Regions from separate parts of the Homo sapiens genome. Here region 1 is linked to region 2. A link is a contact called in ENCODE Hi-C or POLR2A ChIA-PET data. All regions are on one chromosome and are shown on one strand. Each heading gives the region's core, a stretch centred on a gene start or an enhancer-like site at or near the end of the contact. The rest is flanking DNA. Distances are from core to core; before and after follow the strand shown. Region 1 holds the start of LINC02688 (long intergenic non-protein coding RNA 2688). Region 2 holds the start of GATD1 (glutamine amidotransferase class 1 domain containing 1).

Region 1 (3,490 bases), core at 393-2,892, 270 kb after region 2:
TGGCCAGCATGGAGAAACCCTGTCTCTACTAAAAATATGAAAATTAGCTGGGCATGGTGGTGGGCGCCTGTAATCTCGGCTACTCGGGAGGCTGAGGCGGAGAATCACTCGAACCTGGGAAGTGAGCTTGCAGTGAACCGAGATTGTGCTACTGCACTCCAGCCTGGGTGACAGAGTGAGACCCTGTCTCGAAAAAAAAAAAAAAGAGACCTCAGAGAGCTCTCCCACCCCTTCTACCAGAGGCGAAGGGGACCCAGTGGGAAGGTGCCGTCCGTGAACCAGGGAGTGGCCTCACCAGACATCGAATCTGCCAGAGTGTGGATCTTGAACGTCCCGTCCTCTGCAGCCGTGGAGATGCGTGTCTGTTGCTTTTATGCCGCTCAGGCCATGGCGTTTCCGGATAGCAGCCAGGTTGGAGGGACCCGCTGTCTCTCTGGGACCACTCTCTTCGTCGCCTGATGTCCACCGTCTTGACAGATGTTGTTTCCCATATTTCCTGGAGTTTTTTAGTTGCTAAATCCTGGCCTCTGCTACTCTCTTTGCTAAAAATGCTAGTCCTTGATGAAATGGAATCTTGATACTTTAATACAGAGTGGAACATAGTCACTAAATAAAACCTGGAAAAATGTAGAAGAGTAGCAGGAAGAGAACACACCCCAGCCCCGCGGTCCACCCACCCGCAGTCCCTATCGCCACCTCCTGGCTCTGGTTTCCCTGCTCGTGGGGCTGGGCAGCATTGCTGCAACTCTTGATTCGCTTTCCTGGGGCCACCATAACCAAGCAGCACAACCCGGGAGATGGCTCAGAGTCTCTCTGCGTCCTGGGAGCCTGAGATCCAGGAGTGGGTGGGTTGGAGAATGGTTCTCCCTGGGTCACTCTGGAGGACCTCTTAAGGTGGACTTCTTAAGGGACCCCCGGCTCCCACCTTGCCAAAGAGCCTCCGAGCCACACCTGCCTCCCGCAGGCCTCCAGTTGGTGCCCACATGCAGCCCCCGCCGTGGGGTCACCCTGGGGTAAGGGTCTCTCCTCCCCTGCTAACCTTCTGCTGGGTCTTGGCATCCCTGGGATGAACCCTCCTGGCCTGGACCTTGCCGGCCCACATCAACCCCCAGCCCTCTGCTCCTTGGCCTCACCCACAGCCTGCAGAATGTAGGTGAGTTTCCTGATGATAATATAATAATAGCAATGATGATGATGATGATGATGATGGCAATAACAATGATGACAGTCAACACTGCCGCGTGCCGGGCTCTGGCCCTTTGCATGTCTGGGCCGGCTGTACAAGGCACTGCTGGGGCTCCCGGGCTGGGAGCCAGGGACAGGCACCGTCACAGCAGCCAAGGGGCCCCCCTACCACCCCAGCACCTGCTGGCCCTGAACCAGCTGCTCCTTGAGAGCTTTGACAGACTCTTCCGCTTGGCAGCATTTTAATCTGCTGGTGCAAGAGCCTTGTCGCTTCCTCAAAGCCTGTGCCCATGGCCGTGGGCAGCTGCCTGTCCCTGTATAGGCAGAGCTGCGTCATGCCCTGTGGCCCCAGGTCTGGCTCTGGGGTTCTGGCTGGGCGGGGCCTGGAACCTTCTGGGAGTCACCATTGACTGGCTGCAGCCACCGGCTTCCCAGCAAGGATGTCCTCTTCTGTAGGAAAATGGGGACGTCGGGAGCATTCTCTGGACAGCAGGAGATGCATGTCGACAGGCTGGCCCTGCCTCTTCCCACCCCAGAGTGGTGAGTGGGGATTCTGGGGACTTCCCTGGCCCCCATGGGCCTCGCGTGTCCTGGTGCCCATGTGTCTCCAGTCCCAGGGTCGGCCACGGTGTGGACCCCTCCACTTTCCTCCAGGCCTGAGGTGGGGCCCGGGCGGCCTGTCAAAGAAGAGCCCAGCCCAGACCCTCCCCAGATCCCTGGGGGAAGGAGGCCACCAGGCACCCTGCCTTCCTGCTGCCTGTCAGGGTGAATCTCAGGGGACCCTGGTGCAGGAGGGGCTGGCTCTGAGCTGGACAGGCCTCTGGGGTTGCCCTGGTGGCCTTCCCTCTCTCTGGGTCAGACGTGCCCAGGCAGGGAGGGTCCAGGCCATGACAGAGCCGGGCCAGCTGGGGACAGGGCATCCCCCAGTGCAATCCTTGTAGCGAACGGGTCCTAGAGTGCAGCTGGCGGGACACTCCCGCCATCACTGGATTTACTGCAGGTGGAGACGGGTTCTGTACCCACGTAGATGAGGAAACAGGCACAGAGAGGGGGCAGCCTGCCCAAGGTCACCGGGGAGGGAGTGGAGAGGCTGGATGCCCTTGGGCCCAGACTGCAGCCTCCCCTCCCCGATGTGCTGCGGCCCCAGTGTCCTGGGCCCCATGTGGCGCCTGAGCCCACAGGTGTCACCAAAGGTCTGAGTTGCGGGGACAAAGGCGGGGACAGGCCCGAGGTGCGGGGACAAGGGCGGGGATGGGCCTGAGGTGCAGGGACAGAGGCGGGGACAGGCAACCCCTGCGGTTCGAGGGGTAGGTGGCCACACGTCAGTCCCTGGGAGGGCCAGGCAGGAGGTGGGCCCAGCGGGGCTGGGAAATGAGGGGCCAGTGCCCCCACGCTCACTGCAGGGGATGTGAGAGGGCGAGTGGTCGCTCAGCCACACCCACACCCGTGTGTACAGGACCCACGCCCGCCCGCCTTGCTGTCCCGCCCGTGCACGGCTCACACAGCTTCTCCCATTATTCAGGCGCTGCCGGGCCCTGCAGGACTCAGATCGTCCCTGTGCCACTTGGCAGGGTCACCCTCACGCCTGCCCGGTGGCCCCACCTGCCCCACCTGCCCAGCTTCTCTCCCTTCTCAGTGCTGTCTGTCCCAGAGCCTCCCATCAATGGGGCCAGAGGGCTCTGGCCCGGCTGTGGGCTGACTGTTCTCCCCAAGATGCCTGAGAGCCACCCGGGCACCGGACTTGCCAACATGCAGGCACACGCAGGCACACACCTGGGCCACACGGCCCTGAGCACACGCCTTGCCCAGCCCTCCTCCGGGCTGTGGTGCGGGTGCCAGGTGCCACCTGCTGGCGGGCTACAGCATCACGGCTCTCGCCCTCCGGAACCTTCCATGGTGCCACACCAGCCTCTGGTCTGGCTGCAGACGGCTTGGGCTGGGCAGGGAAGCTTCCACTGTCGGGGAACCTGGGACCACAGTCTTTGCTCCAAGCGCCCTGGGCGGGTAGAGGCCAGGTCCGGTATGAGGAGCCCTGGTTCCCTGAGGTAGACAGAGCCAGGCAGACGTTGAGGAGACATGGGGGCTGTAGCCCTGGCCCCACTGCCCGACTCTCTCTCTGCATTTCGGGAGCTGGCAAGATCCAAGGGGGTCCCCAAGGCCCTGAGGCTGCACTGAGCACCCCTTTCCTGCTCATTTTCAGATGCAGCGGTGTCCTGGACCCCTGGGGAGAGGTGACCCCCCCAGCAGGAAGCTGGGCCTGGTTTCTGTCCCTCTGCAGCCACAAGGCCTGGCTAGGATGCTGGGA
Region 2 (3,353 bases), core at 234-2,733:
GACGGAGTCTCGGTCTGTCGCCAGGCTGGAGTGCAGTGGTGCGATCTCGGCTCACTGCAACCTCCACCTTCCAGGCTCAAGCAATTCTCCTGCCTCAGCCTCCCGAGTAGCTGGGACTACAGGAGGGTGCCACCACGCCCAGCTAATTTTTGTACTTTTAGTAGAGACGGAGTTTCACTGTTTTAGCCAGAATGGTCTCGATCTCTTGACCTCGTGATCCGCCCGCCTCAGCCTCCCAAAGTGCTGGGATTACAGGCGTGAGCCACTGCGCCCAGACTCTTCATTCTTATATAAGTTAATACATATTCACTGTAAAATGTCCACTTATCGAGGAAAAACAAAGTGCCCAGTAGACTGCCGCAGGCTCTGTTCCCCCAGCTGCCCGCCCTTCCGGCCTCCTGAAGTGCTGCCCCCAGCCTGCTGGCGCTAAGACCCCACGTCCTCAACATGCCGGACCTCCTCACGCCTACCTGCTCTGGAAACAAGCCCCAACCCACCCCCCCAGGACTGAACCCCACTCGAGGCTCCTCCCACCCGCAGTCTGGGGGCATCACTCAGGACCCCTGGAGCTCAGCACATCGTGACGCCACAACCCCACAGCCCCATCTCCCCGTCCACACTTGAGGAGCTACAGACTTCAAGAGGCAGACCCCTGGGTCGCAACCCCGGCCCCCACCTCTCCGTGGTGCGGTGACCTTGGGCTGCTCACTTCCCTCTCCAAAAGGCTCAGAACAAGGCCAGGCACCCTCGTGCTCCGCTGCTCATCCCTCCCCTGCTGCCCTGAGACCCTGCAGGCTCAGCGCCAGGGGACGCACCCCGCTGCGCTCCGACCCGCGTGAGCCCCAGGCCAGTACTGCCCTGGTACCCTTGCCCCAGGACGGGGGCCGCGGGGCGCCTTCTCCAGGAGGGGGCTCCGGGTCTCCTCAGAAGCCGGTGGCTCAGAAGGTCAGGGTCCCCGCGGCCGCCCGACCTCAGAGCTGGGTCAACTCCCGGAATGGCCCCTCCCCACACCCGGGCTCCCCTCTCGCAGCGCAGCGGCCTCAGAGACCAGGCCCAGGCACGCGGCTCCCTCCGCTAGAAACGTCGGGCCCGGGCCGCCTCGCCGGGCAGACGAGACTCGGAGGAGCGACGCGGCGCCGGGATCCATCACGACCCCCCGACCCCGCCCCGAGCTCCATCCCACCAACCCGCGACCCCACCCCCGCCCCCGTCCCCGCCCCGAGCTCCATCCCGACACCGACCCCGCTCCGCCCTCCCCCGGCCCCTGCCCGGCGCCCCCAGCGGCCTCGGCCTCCGGCGCCACGTGACGCGCGCCCACCGTGTCCCGAACCTCCCGCCCCGGGCAGCCCCCTCGCGGACGCTCTTCGGACACTGGCCCCGGCCGCCGGGCCTCACCTTCGGCGGCGCCGCTGGCCACGAGCAGACAGGCGGGCCTGTTAGGGAGCCGCTCGGACGCCATGGCTCGGGCTCGGCGCTGGGTCTGCGCGTGCGCGGCGTCTGGGCGCGCCCGGGAGTTCGCGGGTCACGTGCCCTGGCGGCCGGGGGCGGAGCCGGGTGGGACTGGGCGCCTGCGCGTTCGTACCCGGTCCGGGTCGGCTGGGCTGCCCGCCGCTCCGCGCGCCCGGGCGGTCGCAGGTCGCGCCTGCTTTGGCCCCGGCGGGTTCGGCATCCGAGCCTGGCAGGGGCCAATAGGTAGGGTCGCGAGGGTCCTCCCCGGCCGCATGCGCAGTCTGAGCGCGCGCGGGGTAGGGCTCTTGGCCTGGGGTGGGGGCGCGGGCATCAGCAGAGCCAGGCGGCGGTGTCGGGGCGCGAAGGTGCCCGTGGTGTTCCGGTGGCCACACCCGAGGAGCAGGGGAGACCGGGGGGCTGCGGGGTCAGAAGCTCCGGGTGTCCCCGGAGACTAGGAGGGGGACGGCGGGGTCCAGGAGGCGGGGTGGGCTCCGCCGGCCCAGGACGGGGGCGTCGCGGGGAGGCCTGCAGGGTTGTGGGGCGTCGGGCTGAGCTCCTGGGAGGACGGAGTGTCACTTCCTGAGATGGGGACACCTCGGGCGTGCTGGCTTTGGTGAGGAGAATTGAAGCAGTTTTTCTTTTTTTTTTTTTTTTTTTGAGACAGGGCCTCTGGAGTGCAGTGGCGTGATCTCGGCTCACTACAGCGTCTGCCTACCGTGTTCAAGCGATCCTCCCACCTCAGCCTGTTGAGCAACCGGGACCCCAGGTGCACACTCCACCACGCCCAGCTAATTTTTTTGTGTTTTGGGTAGAGAGGGGGTCTCACTGTGTTGTCCAAGCTGGTCTCGAACTCCTGATCTAAAGCGATCTGCCTGCCTTGGCCTCCCAAAGTGCGAGGACTACAGGCGTGAGCCACCGCGCCTGGCCTGAAGCAGTTTTTCCTTAGACTGTAGTTGGAGGGGGTGAGACCACGTGGAGTGGTTGGCAGACAGGCAGGCACCCTTTGAGGCCAAAAGGGCGCTTGAGACAGAGCCAGCAGGCGAGCGGGCCGCCCAGGTCCCTGGCCCCCTGCTGCCAGTATGAAGGTCCCACCAAGCCTCTGCTCCAACCAGGGGAACCGTCATGGTTGGGAACAGCCAAGGTGAGGAATTCTGTGGGTCACACCCCCTGAAAACCACTGGCCTCCGCCGGGCGCGGTGGCTCACGCTTGTTATCCCAACACTTTGGGAGGCCCAGGCGGGTGGATCACGAGGTCAGGAGTTCAAGACCAGCCTGGCCAAGATGGTGAAACCCCGTCTCTACTAAGAAAAATACAAAAATTAGCAGTGGCAGCACCTGTCATCCAAGCTACTTGGGAGGCTGAGGCGGGAGAATCACGTGAACCCAGCGGGGGCAGAGGTTGCAATGAACCAAGATTGCGCCACTGCACTCCAGCCTGGGCGACAGATTGAGACTCCTTCTCAAAAAAAAAAAAAAGCCACTGGCCTCTGGCTCCCCCTGGCCCAGCCTGGAGAAGGGTCCCTGACCCCCGTCAGACAAGCAGTGCACCCTGCCTCACCTGACACAGAGCCCTCCCACCACAGGGGAAGTGGGAGCTGGGAGCTCCTGGTACAGGCAAGGCCGAGAGTTGGGTTAGGGAGCAGAGGACGGAGCTGAGTGAGTGTCCAGTGTTAGGTGGGTGGGGGTGTTAGTGGATGGAGGTGTCTGAAGCCTCGCAGGCCTGCGGTCACACCACAGGCTGGGCCTAGCCGCTTGGAGAGCTTTCTGGATCTGCACAGGATCTTGTCCCCCACAGACACACACTGTGGGCCTCAAACCCGGGAGCAGGAGGGGCAGGTTGGAGCAGGTCTACCTGCTTGCCCAGCCCCACCTGCACTGGCCCCAAGGTGTCCCTGATGGAGCTG

What was found. Hi-C counts contacts between places; a loop is a spot of excess contacts on that map. ChIA-PET counts read pairs that join two places held with the same protein, here RNA polymerase II (POLR2A). Pooled maps may share reads with other maps.
Region 1: a pooled map shows a loop between it and region 2 (16-fold over the local background). The contact joins the promoter of LINC02688 here to the promoter of GATD1 in region 2. A Hi-C loop is called at or near these places in 1 of 168 maps with a recorded cell type or tissue (mammary epithelial cell), 1 of 37 single-sample maps with no recorded cell type and 9 of 50 pooled maps. POLR2A ChIA-PET finds 5 or more read pairs at or near these places in 3 of 52 experiments (CD4-positive, alpha-beta T cell, K562 and Panc1).

What each region holds. Positions count from the first base shown.
Region 1 is chr11:1,048,238-1,051,727 of GRCh38, forward strand. It overlaps LINC02688 (long intergenic non-protein coding RNA 2688), which reads left to right and starts at 1,643. Exons shown (of 4, transcript NR_160890.1): 1 at 1,643-1,725; 2 at 3,386-3,490. It overlaps LOC124902605, which reads left to right and starts at 1,455. Exons shown (of 4, transcript XM_047427955.1): 1 at 1,455-1,537; 2 at 1,642-1,725; 3 at 3,386-3,490.
Region 2 is chr11:776,004-779,356 of GRCh38, forward strand. GATD1 (glutamine amidotransferase class 1 domain containing 1) reads right to left here and starts at 1,484. Exons shown (of 8, transcript NM_182612.4): 1 at 1,396-1,484. The coding sequence starts at 1,459. LOC124900301 reads left to right here and starts at 1,575. Exons shown (of 2, transcript XM_047427954.1): 1 at 1,575-1,692; 2 at 2,114-3,353. It overlaps GATD1-DT (GATD1 divergent transcript), which reads left to right and starts at 1,575. Exons shown (of 2, transcript NR_126343.1): 1 at 1,575-1,692. RefSeq lists silencers at 905-1,114, 1,125-1,834, 1,885-1,984.